2 separate regions of the Homo sapiens genome follow, and region 1 is linked to region 2. A link is a loop called in an ENCODE intact Hi-C map of the cell type or tissue named here. Cell type or tissue: lower leg skin. All regions are shown on one strand. Each heading gives the region's core, and the rest is flanking DNA. Links, peaks and the distances in the headings are about the cores only.

Evidence for each region. Hi-C counts contacts between places; a loop is a spot of excess contacts. Peaks named below come from ENCODE experiments on the same cell type or tissue, not always from the same donor. Only the 100,000 strongest peaks of a DNase experiment are listed, where the experiment ranks them.
Region 1: a loop joins it to region 2, with 2.7 times the contacts of the local background. A loop is called at or near these places in 41 of 110 quality-filtered maps.

What each region holds. Positions count from the first base shown.
Region 1 is chr22:17,138,793-17,148,891 of GRCh38, forward strand. HDHD5 (haloacid dehalogenase like hydrolase domain containing 5) reads right to left here. Exons shown (of 8, transcript NM_033070.3): 3 at 9,656-9,768; 4 at 6,232-6,325; 5 at 4,306-4,339; 6 at 2,267-2,441. Among named protein-coding and RNA genes, the nearest start is that of HDHD5, 15 kb to the right of the region's middle. RefSeq lists enhancers at 1-260, 4,579-5,079. In lower leg skin, for the core only: no CTCF peak of the experiment used is centred there; DNase peaks (open chromatin) are centred at 4,529, 5,199 and 6,439.
Region 2 is chr22:17,091,462-17,099,461 of GRCh38, forward strand. It overlaps IL17RA (interleukin 17 receptor A), which reads left to right. Exons shown (of 13, transcript NM_014339.7): 2 at 5,601-5,625; 3 at 6,336-6,482; 4 at 7,314-7,426. It also overlaps the pseudogene RPL31P62. Among named protein-coding and RNA genes, the nearest start is that of IL17RA, 10 kb to the left of the region's middle. In lower leg skin, for the core only: no CTCF peak of the experiment used is centred there; no DNase peak of the experiment used is centred there.

The DNA.
Region 1 (10,099 bases), core at 1,187-9,186, 49 kb after region 2:
GAGAACACGACTGCCACTGTCTAAGCAGCAAACACACAGACCAGCCTTTTCCCCAGGGTAAGAGCTGACATGTAGCAGACACTGTGCAGGCACTGGAGGCAGCATTTCACATTTCCCTCTCAGAAAAACTCTATGAGATGACGCTATTTGTAAAACGAGGAAACCAAGGCACAGCAAGATTAAGTAACTTGTTCAAGAGGGCAGAGCTAGGATTACAACTCAGTCTGACTCCAGAGCTTAAATCCTGCTGTAGAGCTGAGGCAGACTACGGTTGCGCTTCTCCCCTTCTTTGCTGGTGTCCATTTTCAGCTGACCATATTGCCACTAGGTGTGAAAAAGACCTTCGCTTGCCTCCCTGCCAGCGAGGCGTGGCCATGTGACTAAGCTACAGTCAAGGAAAGCAGAAATGCTGGGCTAAATTTTCAATAAGCATCCTTAAAATTGGGGACAGGCGGCCAGGCGCAGTGGCTCATGCCTGTAATCTTAGCACTTTGGGAGGCCAAGGCAGGTGGATCACCTGAGGTCAGGAGTTCAAGACCAGTCTGGCCAACATGGTGAAAGCCTGTCTCTACCAAAAATGCAAAAATTAGCTGGGTGTGGTGGCACATGCCTGTAGTCCCAGCTACTTGGGGGGCTGAGGCAGGAGAATCACTTGAACCCGGGAGGCGGAGGTTGCAGCGGGCCAAGATTGCACCACTGCATTCCAGCCTGGGCAAAAGAGCAAGACTCCATCTAAAAAAAAAAAACAAACAAACTGGGGACGGTATTCTTCTCTGCCCTCTCTGCCCTCCCCAACTCCTTCTTGACACCTGGAATGCTGATATGATGGCTGGCGCTTGGGTACAATCTCAGCTCACTGCAACCTCCACCCCCTGGGTTCAAGTGATTCTCCTGCCTCAGCCTCCGAGTAGCTGGGATTACAGGCACCTGCCACCATGCCCGGCTAATTTTTATATTTTTAGTAGAGACGGGGTTTTGCCATGTTGGCCAGGCTGATCTTGAACTGACCTCAGGTGATCCACCCACCTCGGCCTCCCGAAGTGTTGGGATTACAAGCATGAGCCACCACATCTTTCAGTGTCATTTATGTAAATAATTCTACTTTTAATTAGAAAAGTTCATCTAAAATCTGGTTTGTAAATTGAAATCTGCCCCTTGCTTTTCAGTTCACAGAGACATAACCAACCAAGCCCACTGATCTAGTGTCAGCATACCCGCCTCTAGGAATAATACTTCAGAGACAATGCCAAGCCTCGAGCCACAGACATACACTTTAAAAGTGACAAGAGCATACCATACCCCGTCTCTCTGGGACTACTGAGACGGGCCCTGAGGCAGTACTGGGCCGTGCCCACCCTCTGCTGACGAGCACTGTCGACTGGGGGTCAACAGCAGGCTGAGACTCAAGAGACTGGCCATGCAGATAACAGCAACCGAACAGTACACAGCAGCTGTCAGCTGGCCTTCAAGTAAGCACCCTGAGGCCAAAAAAGGGCTGCCTCTATCTGTGCTAGCCCCAGAATAAGACAGGACACATGACACCAACACAGCTGAGCAGGGAGTATAGGCACCTGCATGCCCCTGAGAAAGCCACTTATCTGCTGGGTCTCAGTTCTCTGGTCTATACGACTATCAGAACAATCCTTGGCCGGCATGATGGAGCACGCCTGTAATCCCGGCACTTTTGGAGGCTGAGGCACGGGGGTCACTTGAGGCCAGGAGTTCAAGGCTGCAGTGAGCTATGACTGCACCACTGCACTCCAGCCTGGATGAGAGAGTGAGACACTGTCCCCGCAAAAAAAACAAAACAAACAAAAAACGACAAATCCTTGCTTCCTCCTGCCTTATGTCTGAAGGGTAAAAGGAAACCAGAAAGTCAAAGAACCAATGCTACAGGATGGAGCCAAGGAAGGAAGAGCAACTGAATAATGTGCACAGATACGGTACAAAAAGTGCCCACGGTTTGGGATCCACCAGACACCAAGAGCATGTTCTGTAAAGATTACAGGGGGCAGGGGTCACGTGTGAAACATCCTCTCAATACATCCTCAGACTCCATAATCTGTAGTTTAGGTTTAGTAACTAATATGTGGAGTGGTCCTTGAAAGCCCTTCCAAAGGCCAGGTTACTGCAGCAACAACAGGGCCTACCTAAGTGAGGTCCCGGCACCTGGGGTGTCAGGACGGATGGGAACTGCCTGCAGGACTGCCCAGGCAGCAGCCAGGAATAGACCACCAGGCCAAGGCTGGGAGCTTTGTGTCCTCACCTGGGCATCTTGGCTTCAGCCATCCACAGGAGATCCATGTTGCTGGCTAGGACGGGGAGGTGGGGGTAGGGGGGTGTTGCCAGGCCAGCCCCAGGGCTCCCATTGCTGAGGAGGACATCCATGATCAGCTGCAGGCTGGTCTCCCAGCGGACCGGCTCCCCTAGGAGGAGCACCCCTTTAAAGAACAGAGGCGCAGGTGAGGGCTGCAGGGCAGATGGCAGGCGGCAGGCCCTCAGGATGCCAGCTAGGGCTACCCATCCACAAGCCCTCCACCCATGGTGCACCCAGCTGGGCAGGGGCACAGCTCCCCAACAAGCCCAGTAGAGCCCCTTACCCATCCACCCTGGGTGCACAAGGCCCAGGGCCCAGGAAGGAGATTCCTGAGGGCTCCCATTCTGACTTCAGTCCACCAGTGCTTCACAGAAGAGGTTACAAAACAAAAGCAGCATGTCTCAGGGCTACTTCTCCTTGCTGGCTGGGACTCTGCCACCACATTCTCCCTCACATGACTTAGCAAGGGCTCCTGTTCCCTCAGTCGCTTCTCTCTGAGCCCCAGGGACTGGCAGAACCTAACAGCCAGGACAGGGGGTGTGGAGTGATAGAGACTTGAAACCCAACCTGGACTCCACCGATTCTCCTGTATGACTGTGGCCAAGTAACTTCTCTTCTCTAAGCCTCAGTTTCCTCAACTGCAACTACATAACAGCAACAGCACTTAGCTATTGTGAGGATAAAAATGAGCTACATCATCGGTAAACAGCCCAGGACTAGACACACAGTAAGCACTAGGCAAAGAACACTGCTGACACTAAGGTACAGGGCCGGTGAACTGCACCAGACCAGTGATTCTCCATGGGGCAGCACCGCCCCTGCTGAGGTGCTTTACAAATCAGAGGCAATTTTAGTTGTCACAATGACTAGAACCTAGCAAGTGAAGGTTGTGGGAGGGGGCCAGGGACGCTACATACTCAGGACAATCCTGTGCAATCAAAAACTATCCCACACTAAAATTAATTTTTAAAAAAACCATCCCATGGCTGCGTGCGGTGGCTTGTGTCTGTAATTCCAGCACTTTGGGAGGCCAAGGTGGTAGGATTGCTTGAGCTCAGGAGTTTGAGACCAGCCTGGGCAACATAGTGAGAGCCCGTCTCTACAAAACAACAAGAAGAAAAAGAAAAAACTTTCCCATGTCCTCATAACATTTGAATGTCCCACCTGATATCCTGGTATCCACACAGGTGAACAACCTTTTCAGAATTACTTGAACGATTCTATTTTACATACAATCACAAAGCATTTTTGTACAGCTTCAATAAACATCAATTTTTCCAAAAATACAACTATCGTGTAAGTCAAGAGAAGACTGTACTTTGCCTTTTCAAAACTCTACCAAGAACTGTTACCTATTTTGGAAAATCACTTGACCAACGGCAATGCTGCCCCTAATTTCTGAGTCACCGGTAAAACACGCCTGTCACACCTATAAACACACATCAGCCTGCATTTGTAGCTGTTAACATTCATGGTGATTCTGTTTAGTGCAACCATTTTACTTCTTGGATAACTACTACATACTGAAATACATTATCTTCTTACTAAAAATGTTTCCTTTTATATCCCCCTATTACAGTTAGGGCTTTATACTGAACTAATTTTTAATATGTGTGTACAGAAGTTATATTACCTAAGAATTTCACTTCAGGATAATAAAGGGGATATTCCAATGTTCTTGGTATAAAAAGGGGAGAACTGGGTTTAAAAGTTGAGAAACACTAGACTAGATCACCTCTAGGTGTCTTTCCACCACTAAAATTCTCTAAGCTTACGGTTTTCCTGGAATAGTGAGTGGCATGGGGAAGGAAAGACTAACAACAGTCTCAGAGGTGGTAAGTGGCAGATCCAGACCAGAGCCCAGGTGTCCTGACTCCAAGGCCCCTTGCTGCTGAACCAGGCTGCAGGCAGTCACACTGAGACAGCCTGAGGGCCAGAGAGGAGACGGAGAAAAGACCTCACAACTCATCAAAGAGGACCTCTCTTACCTTCAATGCGGGGGAAGTCATTCCTCGGGAGGGGCTGCAGAGAGACAAAGGAGAGGCTATCAACACAAGTCGCCTTCCACTCCAGGAGAACCACAACCCCACCTCCAGGGTGCTGGGAGGGGAGGGGAGACACACTCCACAGACCCCACACCCGTGGTCAAGCCCAAGCCAAGGGAAAGCTGGAGAGGACTGAGAAAGATGCAAGAAAGGCGAAAAGACAATGGCCAGGTGGGGCCACAGAACAGGCAGGACACCATGGGTGAAGTCACCAGGAGGAAGGGTGGTCAGCTGTCTTTCTCTGGTGGGAGAGGACACAAGATATAGCCAAGCAAGAGTCTAAAATCAGGCAGCTAAGGTGAGGCCGTGGAGACGAAGGCGGCATCACGCCTGATGGGCCATTTCTCCTCATGTCGGTTCTTGAGCAGGCAGCTTCACTCGACCAGCCTCGAGGGTCCACTCCATCCCCAGGCCATGGTAGTCTTGGCTCTGCCACTAAACAACTATGTGACCCGGGACAGGTCACTCCCCTGTGTGGGGCTGTCTCTGAGCTATTCCGAGATCTGTTCCAACTCTGACATTCTGGTTCTCCACAGAACTTGCACAGGTCAGGGAGAAAGCCCTCACAGGGGAGGAAGTGCTCTGTTCCATCAGAAAGCGCTGGAGGAGGAAGGACTTAAGCTATATCAGCAAATAAAAAGTAAGTTATCTGTTTATAACTGCATGTCGTCAAACTGTGAGAATGGTCTGACTCAAGACCTGGGCTATGTGATACACAGACGGTGCGATGAGGAGAAAGTGAGCCAACGGGCACCTCAAGAGATGGCAGTCATGCTGCAGAGGATCACCAAGGGATCAGATGAGTTAGGGGACAAAGTCAGTGCTCAAAAATGAGCCCAGCGCACAGGGCACCTGGGCAGATGTGCAGACTGACCAGTGCTTCCTCTGCAAGCAAGCTACCTCTCCCGAGGGCAGCTCAGTGCCGGGCCTCAGGATTGCTAACTTCACAATGGCCAGCTCTCCTGGGCAGCACTGGGAAGGCCAGCCAGTAAGTCTGGAACTCCTTGTTGGACGGGATGCTGTGGCTCTGAAACGGGTTCCCAGCTAATTATAAGCAATACAGAGAGGACAGGGCATAAAGCCGTTCGCTTCTCTGGGCTTTTTCCTTTTTTTTTTTTGAGACAGGGTCTCACTCAGCCGCCAAGACTGGAGTGCAGTGATCACAGCTCACTGCAGCCTCCAACGCCTGGGCTCAAGCAACCCTCCTGCCTCAGCCTCCTGAGTAGCTGGGACTATAGGCATGCGCCACCATATGTGGCTTTTTTTTTTTTTTTTTTGAGACGGAGTCTCGCTCTGTTGCCCAGGCTGGAGTGCAATGGTGTGATGTCAGCTCACTGCAACCTCTGCCTCCCAGGTTCAAGTTATTCTCCTGCCTCTGCCTCCCGAGTAGCTGGGATTATAGGCATCCATCACTGTGCCCAGCTAATTTTTGTATTTTTAGTAGAGACGGGGTTTCACCATGTTGGCCAGGCTGGTCTGGAACTCCTGACCTCAGGTGATCCACCCGCCTTGGCCTCCCAAAGTGCTGGAATTACAGGTGTGACCCACCATGCCTGGACAATTTTTTAAATTTTTTTGTAGAGACGGGGTCTCACTATGTTGCCCAGGCTGGTCTTGAACTCCTGGGCTCAAACAGTCCTCCTGTTTCAGCCTCCCAAAGCGTTGGGATTACAGGTGTAAGCCACCGCAGCCAGCCTCTGGGCCATTCTCATAAATTCAGGGAACAAAACCCTTAGCCAGATGTGCCTCCAAAGAAGCATGGACAAATCACAGCTCTGCAGGAGGGCTTGCAAGGTCAGCGACACAGCCAATGCAGGGCACTGGAGGAGTGAAGGATGAAGACACAGCCCAACCCATGCTCCTTATTACCGTGGTCTTTAGCCGCCGCTCCAGGTCCACCATGTCAAGCAGAGGAAAGGCCATCCGCAGCTCATCCACGGTGACGACATTTCGGAAGCCCAGTCTGGAGCAAGCTCAGGAAGTAATGCTGGACAGTTCTTGGGGAAGATGCCTTTCTGAATGCATCAAATCACAAGTGAAGGGAACACAACCCACTCCTGATCAAGCCAGGCAGGAGGGCACCAAGCAGAGCCCAGCAAGGATGGCACAAATCCTGCAGGTGCTGGCAGGCAGGCTGTAACTGCACAGGTAGAGTAGAGAGGGCAGCTCCTGGGTAACCCACCAGCAGTCACCAGGCACATGCCAGCTACCAGGTCCTATGCTGGGCACAGCCTAGGGGGCAAAGGCACATAAGAATCTCTGTCCCCAGCTGGGTGCAGTGGCTCATGCCTGAAATCCCAGCACTTTGGGAGGCTGAGGCAGGAGGATGGCTTGAGCCCAGGAGTTCCAGCCAGCATGGGCAACATAGTGAGACCTTGTCTCTACAAATAAAGTCAGCTAGGCATGGTGGTGCACACCTGTCGTCTACTCAGGAGGCTGGGGCAGGAGGATCATTTGAGCCCAGGAGGTCAAGGCTACAGTGAGCTATGATTGCACCACTGCACTCCAACTTGGGCAACAGAGTGTGACCCTGTCTCAAAAAAAAACAAAAAACTCTGTCCCCAAGGAGCTAGCACATTCAGAGCCCATCAAAACCAGTGTTCTCTGAGAACAGTGCTGCTAGTCAGTGCTGAGTTCAGAAGAGACTCCTCAGTGGGCTGGGGAGTCCAGAGGAGTCATGGAGAAGTAGGGCTGGAGCTAAAATCTTAAAGGATGAACCCAAATCATCAAGGAAGAGGCGGCCTTGGGGAGGGGCAAGCCAGCTTCAGCCTATCTCCTCTAAGATCTGCCTCCATTTTCCTATCCTCAATTCCAACTTGCAATCTTAACTGGACATGGTTTGATTACTCTCAAAATGAATTTCCCCAAAATCCTGATTCTATCAGATTGCCCCATCAGCAATAAAGCGTGCCCTGCTTTCCACTGCCCTGAGAAGTCGGTCAGACTCCTCAAGTTTACTTCCAAGGTTCCCGACAACCTGGCACCACCCTTCCTGTTCTTTCCTTCCTCTCCCTATCCCATTCCCAACCTCCTACTTCCCCTGCTTAGGAGCTTAGCCATCTCCTGGGGCTCCGCTGTACCCCTCCAAGAAGCCACAGGCAACTCCTGCCCCAGGGATACTCCAAGCCCTCCCCTCCACACCTGTGGCGCCCTCCTGTGAGCTTACCGGCCTTCAATCACATGCCATCGCACACGCTCCACACCTGTGACGCCCTCCTGTGAGCTTACCGGCCTTCGATCACACGCCATCGCACACGCTCCACACCTGTGGCACACTCCTGTGAGCTTACAGGCCTTCGATCACACGCCATCGCACACGCTCCACACCTGTGGCGCCCTCCTGTGAGCTTACCGGCCTTCAATCACACGTCATCGCACACGCCCCACACCTGTGACGCCCTCCTGTGAGCTTACCGGCCTTCGATCACACGCCATCGCACACGCTCCACACCTGTGGCACACTCCTGTGAGCTTACAGGCCTTCGATCACACGTCATCGCACACGCCCCACACCTGTGACGCCCTCCTGTGAGCTTACCGGCCTTCAATCACACATCATCGCACACGCCCCACACCTGTGACGCCCTCCTGTGAGCTTACCGGCCTTCAATCACACGTCATCGCACACGCCCCACACCTGTGACGCCCTCCTGTGAGCTTACCGGCCTTCGATCACACGCCATCGCACACGCCCCACACCTGTGACGCCCTCCTGTGAGCTTACCGGCCTTCGATCACACGCCATCGCACACGCCCCACACCTGTGACGCCCTCCTGTGAGCTTACCGGCCTTCGATCACACGCCATCGCACACGCCCCACACCTGTGACGCCCTCCTGTGAGCTTACCGGCATTCGATCACACGCCATCGCACACGCCCCACACCTGTGACGCCCTCCTGTGAGCTTACCGGCCTTCGATCACACGTCATCGCACACGCCCCACACCTGTGACGCCCTCCTGTGAGCTTACCGGCCTTCGATCACACGCCATCGCACACGCCCCACACCTGTGACGCCCTCCTGTGAGCTTACCGGCCTTCGATCACACGCCATCGCACACGCCCCACACCTGTGACGCCCTCCTGTGAGCTTACCGGCCTTCGATCACACGCCATCGCACACGCCCCACACCTGTGACGCACTCCTGTGAGCTTACAGGCCTTCGATCACACGCCATCGCACACGCCCCACACCTGTGGCGCACTCCTGTGAGCTTACCGGCCTTCGATCACATGCCATCGCACACGCCCCACACCTGCGACGCCCTCCTGTGAGCTTACCGGCCTTCACATGCCATCGCACACGCTCCACACCTGTGGCACACTCCTGTGAGCTTACCGGCCTTCGATCACACGCCATCGCACACGCCCCACACCTGTGGCACACTCCTGTGAGCTTACCGGCCTTCGATCACACGCCATCGCACACGCCCCACACCTGTGGCGCCCTCCTGTGAGCTTACCGGCCTTCAATCACACGCCATCGCACACGCCCCACACCTGTGGCACACTCCTGTGAGCTCACAGGCCTTCGATCACATGCCATCGCACACGCTCCACACCTGTGGCGCCCTCCTGTGAGCTTACCGGCCTTCGATCACACGCCATCACACACGCCCCACACCTGTGACGCCCTCCTGTGAGCTTACCGGCCTTCGATCACACGCCATCGCACACGCTCCTTTACTGCTCATGGTGTTATTCTTGCCTCCAGCACAAGCCCTTGATTGATTCATAAGTCCTACGCCCTCATCCTGGTCCTCGTCCCATTCAGAGTGTGCGGCAGACCGCTGGTACACAGGACGTGCTCAGCACAACAGTTGCTTAAAACGGGCCAGGTATTATTCCGCAGGCTCCCAGAGACAGGCTCCCGGTAGCTGCTTCACTACCACTGGCTAATAAACTGACTGGGCACCCCAAGGAAGAGGCTAGAGCAGGGGTTCCCAAACCCAGTTACAGAACCACTAAGAGAGGTGTTTTGTTTTTTAAAAAATACAGATTCCTGAGTTTTACCCGAGACCTAGTGAATTAAGGCTCCAGCGCAGATACCCTGGGATCTGTATTTTAAGCTCCCCAGAGGATTCTGATGCAGGGGTATGAGAACTGGCTTTTGGAAACCACCAGACATGAGGACTGACCACAGTCGGGAGCTGTCCTCCCTCCCCTGAGCCCACAACATCGCCTGTGTACCCCAGCACCCAGCACTCCTCACTACAGTCCCCACTCAGCTAAGGGAGGAAACACCTCAGCCCTGCCCCTTCCCTTCAGCCAGAGTTAAGACCAAAAGGATACCCCTGGGCATTTTCCATCACGGGCCCCTGTCCAGACACCAGCATCCGCTTCTCATGGTACTCGGAGAAGAGCTTCATGGGGCTGTGAGAGAGGATAACTTGGTCTGCATCCACCTGTAGGGACAGCCAAGACAGGGGAGGGCAGAGGAAGACAGAACTGTTGAGGGAAATAATGAGACAGGTGGCAGGTCCTTTAGCCTAGGGAAGGAAAAAACCCGCTCAGAAAAAGAACGGGGAGGAAAGCCCTTTCTAGCACCCAGCAGCACTTCTGAAAGGCACCCAAACAGATCTGAGAAGAACCTGTCTCATTTAGTTCTTGCCACACAAGAGACCAGAAATGCCACAGATGTGGGTTCTGACCACTTGCCACCGCTACCCCGTCAGGTTCAGTTTGGATTTCCCAAGCCCCCACTTGGAAGCCATAGGGTTCATGTGTGCTCCCTGT
Region 2 (8,000 bases), core at 1-8,000:
GTCAGGAGATTGAGACCATCCTGTCTAACGCAGTGAAACCCCGTCTCTACTAAAAATACAAAAAAAAATTAGCCAGGCGTGGTGGTGGCGCCTGTAGTCCCAGCTACTTGGGAGGCTGAGGCAGAAGAATGGGGGGAACCTGGGAGGCGGGGCTTGCAGTGAGCTGAGATCGCACCACTGCACTCCAGCCTGGGTGACAGAGCGAGACTCTGTCTCAAAAAAAAAAAAGTCAATGTTATTATGTGTCTTATTGGTTTATATGACACTTATTTTTTTCTCTCTGGAAACTTTTAGGATCTTCTTTTTATTCCTGATATTACAACAGTTTCAAGATTTGGGGCCTTGGTCTGGGTCTTCGTTGTTGTTTTTGTGCAGGCCATTTAGTAACCTTTTTAATTTGGCAACGTGATACTGTGAAATATGTATTTAGTCTTCAACCCCTTTTTCTGGCATAGAACTCCTAAAATCCTTAGAATCTCCAAAATTGTATCTTTTATATACTAATGATTCATTGGTGGCTGGCAGCCTCTAGGCAGCTTCAGGATGGGGGCTGGTCCCGGGAAGCAAGTTAGGATTAGAGGGCTGGGACGTTTAGCCCCACCCCTTTACCCATCACATCTGGGAAGGGGAGAGGGAACTGAAGGCCCCCTGAAGTTGCAATGGCCAGTGGTTTAATCAGTCATGCTCACATGAAGCCTCCATAAAAACGGGGTTCAGAGAGCTTCCAGGTAGTGGAACATGTGGAGGTTCCTGGAGGGTGGCACACCTGAGGAGGGCATGGAAGCTTTGTACTCCTTCTCCTATACCTCACCTTTTCTTCTGTATTATTTGTGATATCCTTAAAATAAACTGGGAAATGTGTTTCCCTGAGTTCTCTGAGCAGCTTTAGCAAATTAATTGAACTGAAAGAGAGGAGCATGAGAATCTCACGTTGAACCCGGTTGGTCTTAGAAGTTCTGGAGGCCCAGACTTACCACTGGTGTCTAGGGGGTGGGCGGTCTTGGGGACTGAGCACTCAACCTGTGGGATCTGATGCTATCTCCAAATAGTGTCAGAATTAAATTGGAGGATACCCAGCTGGTGTCTGCTGCCGAATTGATTGCTTGCTTGGTGGTGGGAAGAAACCACCCCCCGCCAATATGTAGTCACAGAAGTCTTCTGTGACTTCTGTTGATTGTTGTGGTGATGTGAGGGCAGAGGAAAAATACAGCTTGAGTTTTTCCACACTCTCGGGGAATATGTGTCCTTCTCTTCCAGAATATTTTCTTTCTTTCCTTTTTTAAAAAATAACTTCTTCCTTCTGTTTTTTTGTTAATCTCCTTCTAGAAATCTAGTCAATCATATTTTGTTTCCTAAATTGAATCTCTAATGATCATATATTTTTTCCTATTCTATTTGTGCTTTCAGAGAAATGTCCTCAATTTCATAGACTAACCCTTCTATTGAATTTTTATTTAGTAGAACTTCTATTGAGTTTCAAGGTTCAGTTTTCATTCTCTGCCTGCTCATTTGTCCATGGTGTCCTGCCCCTGTCTTACAGATGCAGTGTTGTATCTCTTCGGGGCTATAATAATTTTACTTGTTTGGTTTAATTGTGTTAACAGCATTGTTTTTTTTTTCCTTCCAGGAGCATTTTTTAATTGTTTTGATCTATTTTTCATACAGAAAACCTATCTCAAATATCTGGTACTCCTTGGCTGTCTGAGAATATTTTAAGAATGAAGTCCTAAAAGCTGATTAAATGCTCTGTGTAGTTAAGGTTTATTGAACATTGGACTTCACTGTATAGGAGGTCAAGCTAATCGTGAACCTGGCCTATTGGGTGACCTCCAAATGCTGAAATCTGGAGGTGTTTTTTTTGGGCCTGGCTGCCAGCATTCTGAGATCAGAGCACGGAAAGAGAGGATAAGGTTCCCAACACTCCATATGTAGACCTTCACTTAATTCTCCCTGCCCCTAAGCCCTGAACGTTATAAGGTTCTGAGGGGCCCCTGGCCTCCTTATCAATAACTCCCTTTTGTAGCATTCAGACAGAAGTTCCTCCACTCAGCACAAGCCAGCTGCCTACTCTGCTGCCACTTGGACAGTTATTTATTTATTCATTCATTTGTTCATTTTTGAGGTTTTATAATTTTATTTGACATCAACAGTTTGTTCTCATCCACAATGTCTGACTGTCAGTTTCTGAAAGTGGTAATGGGTACACAGGTAACCAAAGTATAGAGCTTGCTTGGTGAATCTTCATCCTCATGCTTTCTGGACAGCTGCACATGGACACAGTATGGAACGTTCCTTATTCCTTTGGTCCAGACAGCTTTGTTGAGCCTGGTGTTAGCATATCTGGAGTCCCCATCTCCTTCATGGCAAAGTTCTGGGACTTTTTGAGTGACCAAGGGGCACACTGCTTGACGTCCCCTCCATGGGTGTGCTTGTGGATGCTGATGGCATATTCTGGTGTCACCACCTCATTGGTGGCAGGTGACAGAATAGCCCTTTTATTTTATTTTATCTTACTTTATTTTATTTTATTTTATTTTATTTAGACAGAGTCTCGCTCTGTCGCCCAGGATAGAGTACAGTGGCACAGTCTTGGCTCACTGAAGCCTCTGCCTCCCAGGTTCAAGCAATTCTCCCACCTCAGCCTCTCAAATAGCTGGGACTACAGGCACATGCCACCACACCCAGCTAATTTTTGTATTTTTAGTAGAGACAGGGTTTCACCATCTCTTGGCCAGGCTGGTCTTAAACTCCTGACTTCAGGTGATCCACCTACCTCAGCCTCCCAAAAGTGCTGGGATTACACGCATGAGCCACTGCGCCCAGCCAACACTCTTCTTTACAGGAGCTATGCTGCTGGGGCCAAGTTGGAAAGGACTTTTAAAATTTTGTTCACATCTTTTGTCCACTGAGTTTGGCTCTTTGAGTTTGAGAATTTACAAAAAAAAATGTTCTTTCCTATAATTGTTATATTGTTTGGAGAGAGGGAGAAAATATGTGTATATGGTCAATGCGCTATTACCTCTAATAGAATTGTTATTCTATATTTCACCTATATGTATATTTTTCAGTTTTGATTAAATCTTTTTTCCCCTTATCTTCCCTCATGCCATCTCCTCTGCTTGTGTGCCCTTTGCCCCCAGCAAACTGTGTTAACACCTGTTAACATGTTTCTATTCTCATTTAGTCATACACACACTCTCTCTCTCTCTCTCTCTCTCTCTCTCTCTCTCTATATATATATATATATATATATATATTCAGGGAGATCTTTTTCATGACTTATTTCCATAGAAATTGGGATCATACTATAAAAAGTTATTTGAAACTTATTTTCCTCTCTCATCAACACATTCCAGCCATCTGCAGGTCAACAGATGTCTATGCAACTAATTCTCATTCTCTTTAATATTTGCATAATATTCCATAGTAGATAGCAATCTATTCAACCATTTCTAGTTTGATGGACATTTAGATTTAAACTAGATCTCACCTTAATTCAGCCATTCTCTATTGATGACCATTCAGTACCACAGAAAAAGAGGGAAAGCTGTCCATTTTTTTTAAAGCTAGTATAAGCTTAATTCTAAAACTTGACAAATCTTATACAAAAAGAAAAACTATGGACCAATCTCATTTATGAACATAAATCCATGCAATTCTAAATAAAATATTAGCAAATGTAATCTAGCAGAATATCAAAAGAACAATGCACCATAATCTAGTGGTGCATTAACAAACTTTGTTTGTTAATCAGTGCTGGAGAGGTATATGATGAGGTTCAGAGCTGTTTTGAATGAAAACTATAAACCTAATAGTAACTGAAGGAAAAGACTTATATGCAACCACAACTATCAGAAACCAAGACCAAAAACAGTATTCCATAGGGCATACCAAACTATTTCCCTCCATCTCGGGAATGAGAGGACACCTGCCTGCACCACTGGGAATCAACCAAGTGTGTTGTCAGACCCTTCCACTTTCCTTGTGGTCTTCATGAAGACAAGAGCTTTTCATCATGGGCATCATCCTGCAGTGTTATTGAGTAGCTCCCAGTGGCTAGTAGGAAGTTACTCCAAATGATGTATCTGTTTGCCTTCTCTAGAAGAGTTCCCCATCTCAAGGTGAAATAACCGCTTTTTTTTTATCCTCCACATCCTAGGAATTTTAAGGGAGAGGAAAAATGAGAGGACTCAGGGGAGTTAATCTTCTCGCCATTTAGGAAAGAGTGACATTTATTAGTGTGAGCCTAGGCAGCCAGATGGATTTTGTTGGGAACATGTGCGGAGCCCCCTAGTGGGGTGGTGATGCTAGCCCGGGACCTGTAGGGGAGAATTCAGGAGCTGAACAGGGCGAGAAGCACTTATGAACTGGGGTCCCAGAGAAGGAGGGTCCAGGTGAAATAGCTTGCTAGAGTCAATCCTAGGTGCGTGCAGATGTCATCCTGTGTGTGACCACTCTGTAAATGAACCCTGGTGGCACGGGGTCTTCTCCTGTGCTTAGCCCTACCTCTCTGTTCCCTCTCAAGAGAGAGGAGGGTGTCAGCCCTGGCACCCTACTCACACCAGTCACTTTGTTGGCCTTGAGATTGTGTTTCTGGTCTGCCTCAGCATCTGACTTTCCACCCCGGGATGCGTTTGGTCTGTTTTGCCAGTTAGAGAACTGGAGACACCTGAGCCTGAGCTCCTTCCTAATGGTTACATTTCCCTGGTAGCATTTGTCACTAGGGCTTCTAAATTTGGCCATCAGGATTTCCTCAGGCTTGGAAGGTTAACACATACTGCCCAAGAGGGAGGCAATATAATGTAACATGGGTGCCTCAGCTTCCTCATCTGCAGAATGGGCTGAGGATAATACCTCGTCACGATCACCCGGAACAGGGCCTGGCATACTTTACCTAGCGACTTTGTAGGGACTTAGTGAATGTTCCCCAACAGATCTGTCACAGAAACTGTAAATATTGCCCTTCACCCCTTCCGCACCTCTTGCAGCAGTGTTATCCAGGAAGGTTGGAAACCTTAGGAGATGAAGGGGCCCTTTTCTCAGGGCACTCCAAGAGAACCCTCTCAGTGTCTTTTAAAATTGTCAAGGTCCCAGCTCATAGCAGTTCCTCATAAAATACCATTCCTGTGCCGGGCGCGGTGGCTCACGCTTGTAATCCCAGCACTTTGGGAGGCCGAGGCAGGCGGATCACGAGGTCAGGAGATCGAGATCATCCTGGCTAACACAGTGAAATCCCGTCTCTACTAAAAACACAAAAAAGTAGCCGGGCGTGGTGGCGGGCGCCTGTAGTCCCAGCTACCTGGGAGGCCGAGGCAGGAGAATGGCGTGAACCCGGGAGGCGGAGCTTGCAGTGAGCTGAGATCGCGCCACTGCACTCCAGCCTGGGCGACAGAGCAAGACTCCATCTCAAAAAAAAAAAAAAAAAAGCACCATTCCCTTTGCCATCCCCTGGACTCACTCCTCATCCTATTCCCCAAAAAGTGAGAAGGGCAGGCTGTGTAGATGGCATTCCTGAGAATGAGCCAGTGGAGAGCATCTGGCCCTGGCATGTGAATTCAAGCCTTTTCCCAGCTGTAATAACCACCCTCTTTTTTCCACAGGGGCTAAACTGCACGGTCAAGAATAGTAAGTCATCTTTTTCTGTTCTTCTTCTTGTTGCCTTCTTAATCAAGTGAGAGCCTGCTGCCAACTTCTGACAGAAGTCTTGCCATGCCACTCCAGGTTCAGGCTGTGAGCTACAGCCATCCGCAGGAGGGTTCCCGGAGAATTGTGGATGCGTGCACCTGCGCTTCCTGTCGAGAACATTCATTATGCAAAAGTCAGGAAAGGAGAAACAGAACTGTCATTTGGATTGTGAAAGTATTCTCTGGGGAGCTGCCCTACTGTATCTATAATATAATTTGATTTGCCACAGCTTGTCACTGTAAAGTGAGAGACATCTGTGCTGTTGATTTTGTTTTGTTTTAATTCAAAGAGGCACATATTCAAGTGTCTGAGCCAATTAGAGACCCCTGACATATAACAATAAAGCAGCTCTTACTACAACTGCATCCCTCCTGTGCCCTTATTCCCAATCACAACTTCTTCTCAAAATCAACTTGTGTACTTTGTCTTCTCTCCTAAAATTCCCTTTAGACTTGAGAGGTTTGCAGTGACCCCAGTAAACATTAGAGAAGAGGGAGCAGGGCAGTAAAGCTGAGGACGCGGCCAAGGGCCACAGGCTGGAAGGCCGCGGGCCCCTGAGCTGTTTGCTGTCTAGCTGTCTGTACCTGCTGCTGGGGCATCTCAGGGTCTCGGCTATAAGTCTCTGAATGTTGCTTTTCCCTGGCTGCCAGGTACCTGCCTGGATGACAGCTGGATTCACCCTCGAAACCTGACCCCCTCCTCCCCAAAGGACCTGCAGATCCAGCTGCACTTTGCCCACACCCAACAAGGAGACCTGTTCCCCGTGGCTCACATCGAATGGACACTGCAGACAGACGGTGAGTGGGCATGCCAGCAGGGCCCTGGGGGATTCTCCCTGCCTCCAAGTGGCTCTCCCAGTCAGGCTCAGGATTGGGCTCCCAGTCCTGTGCTCAGACATGGGGGTTCAAATTTAGTGCTATAAGGATCCGTCATTTCATGCAGTCAAATACTTGTTCAGCATTTTAGATATTAACCCACAGTGATACCTTCTCATCACACCATTCTTCATGAAAGGACTTCCTTCAACCTAATATTTTTAGCACCCTGAGGGGAAAAAAAAGCAAGCAGTTAATTTTGTGACTACAGTACCAAAAATGAAGTGGAAAATGGTAACACATTTGTCAACCTGTTCCCTGAATTTAGGGGCCAGCACTTTTAAAACGTCCCCCAAGCCTATTCAGGAATGGAGAGTTTATGTTACAGAATTGGGACGATTGGGGCTTATGAGCACTAGCCCCAGATTTGTGAACGGGGCATGGGGGAAGTTCTTTTTGGAAGTCCCCGCCCTCAGTGCTCCTGCTGACAGCCACAACCTCGTGAGGATGGTGGGGATGGCTGTGTTTGACACCCATGCCAGATTGTCAAAGCCCTCACCACAAGTTTGCAAAGCCTTTACTTCTAGCCCAGTGTAAAGTGTCATTTTTCCTTGCCCAGCTGGGAAATAACTGTCTGCAAGGCGGTAGGCTGAGGCCAGAGAGTGAACTGAAAGGAACAGGATGTGGAGAGTTGGGTAAGACGGCAGATTTTCTTTTAGGAGTGAACAACCGCAACAGATAGGGAAGTGACACACCCAGCACTTGTCTTGGCTGATCTGCATCTGTTTGTCTTCTCTTCTCCCTCTCCTGCAGCCAGCATCCTGTACCTCGAGGGTGCAGAGTTATCTGTCCTGCAGCTGAACACCAATGAACGTTTGTGCGTCAGGTTTGAGTTTCTGTCCAAACTGAGGCATCACCACAGGCGGGTAAGAACACAGCTCCTGAGTGGATTATGTTCCACTGATGACACCAGTACAGACTTCTTGTCCCCAAATTCAGACCCTGATTTAGAGTGGGGGAGACCCAGAGGTGCTGAGGGAGTCTGTGGAATTCAGAATGGCAGCCTGAGATGGGCAGAAGTCAAAAGAGAAGTGGTGTGGCCGCCGTGAGCAATAGTGAGGGACAGAGCGTATTTTTGAAAGCGTCCCTCACCTGCTCACCCCTGGTTTTTCTTCCCACTTTACCTAGCTATTCGTTCGGAAAGGAAGTTGAATTGGAAGGCAGCTTCCACAGCCCTACCTCCTGCCATCTTTGTGTAACTTTGTGTAACATCTTTTATGTGTAACTTGGATTCAGCTGGGGCCTACCTTCAGGAAGAAAAAACCGCCCAGACCAAAGAACTGCTGTAGGTGGGCAAATGAGCACTACAACAGCTTAGTCTCATTTTGCTGCTCACAGCTAAATGGTGAAATGTTGATTCTTGTTTAAGTTTGTTTAAAGCAGTGGGTCTCAAAGTGTGGTCCGTAGACCAGCAGCCTCAGCCTCACCTGGGAACGTGGT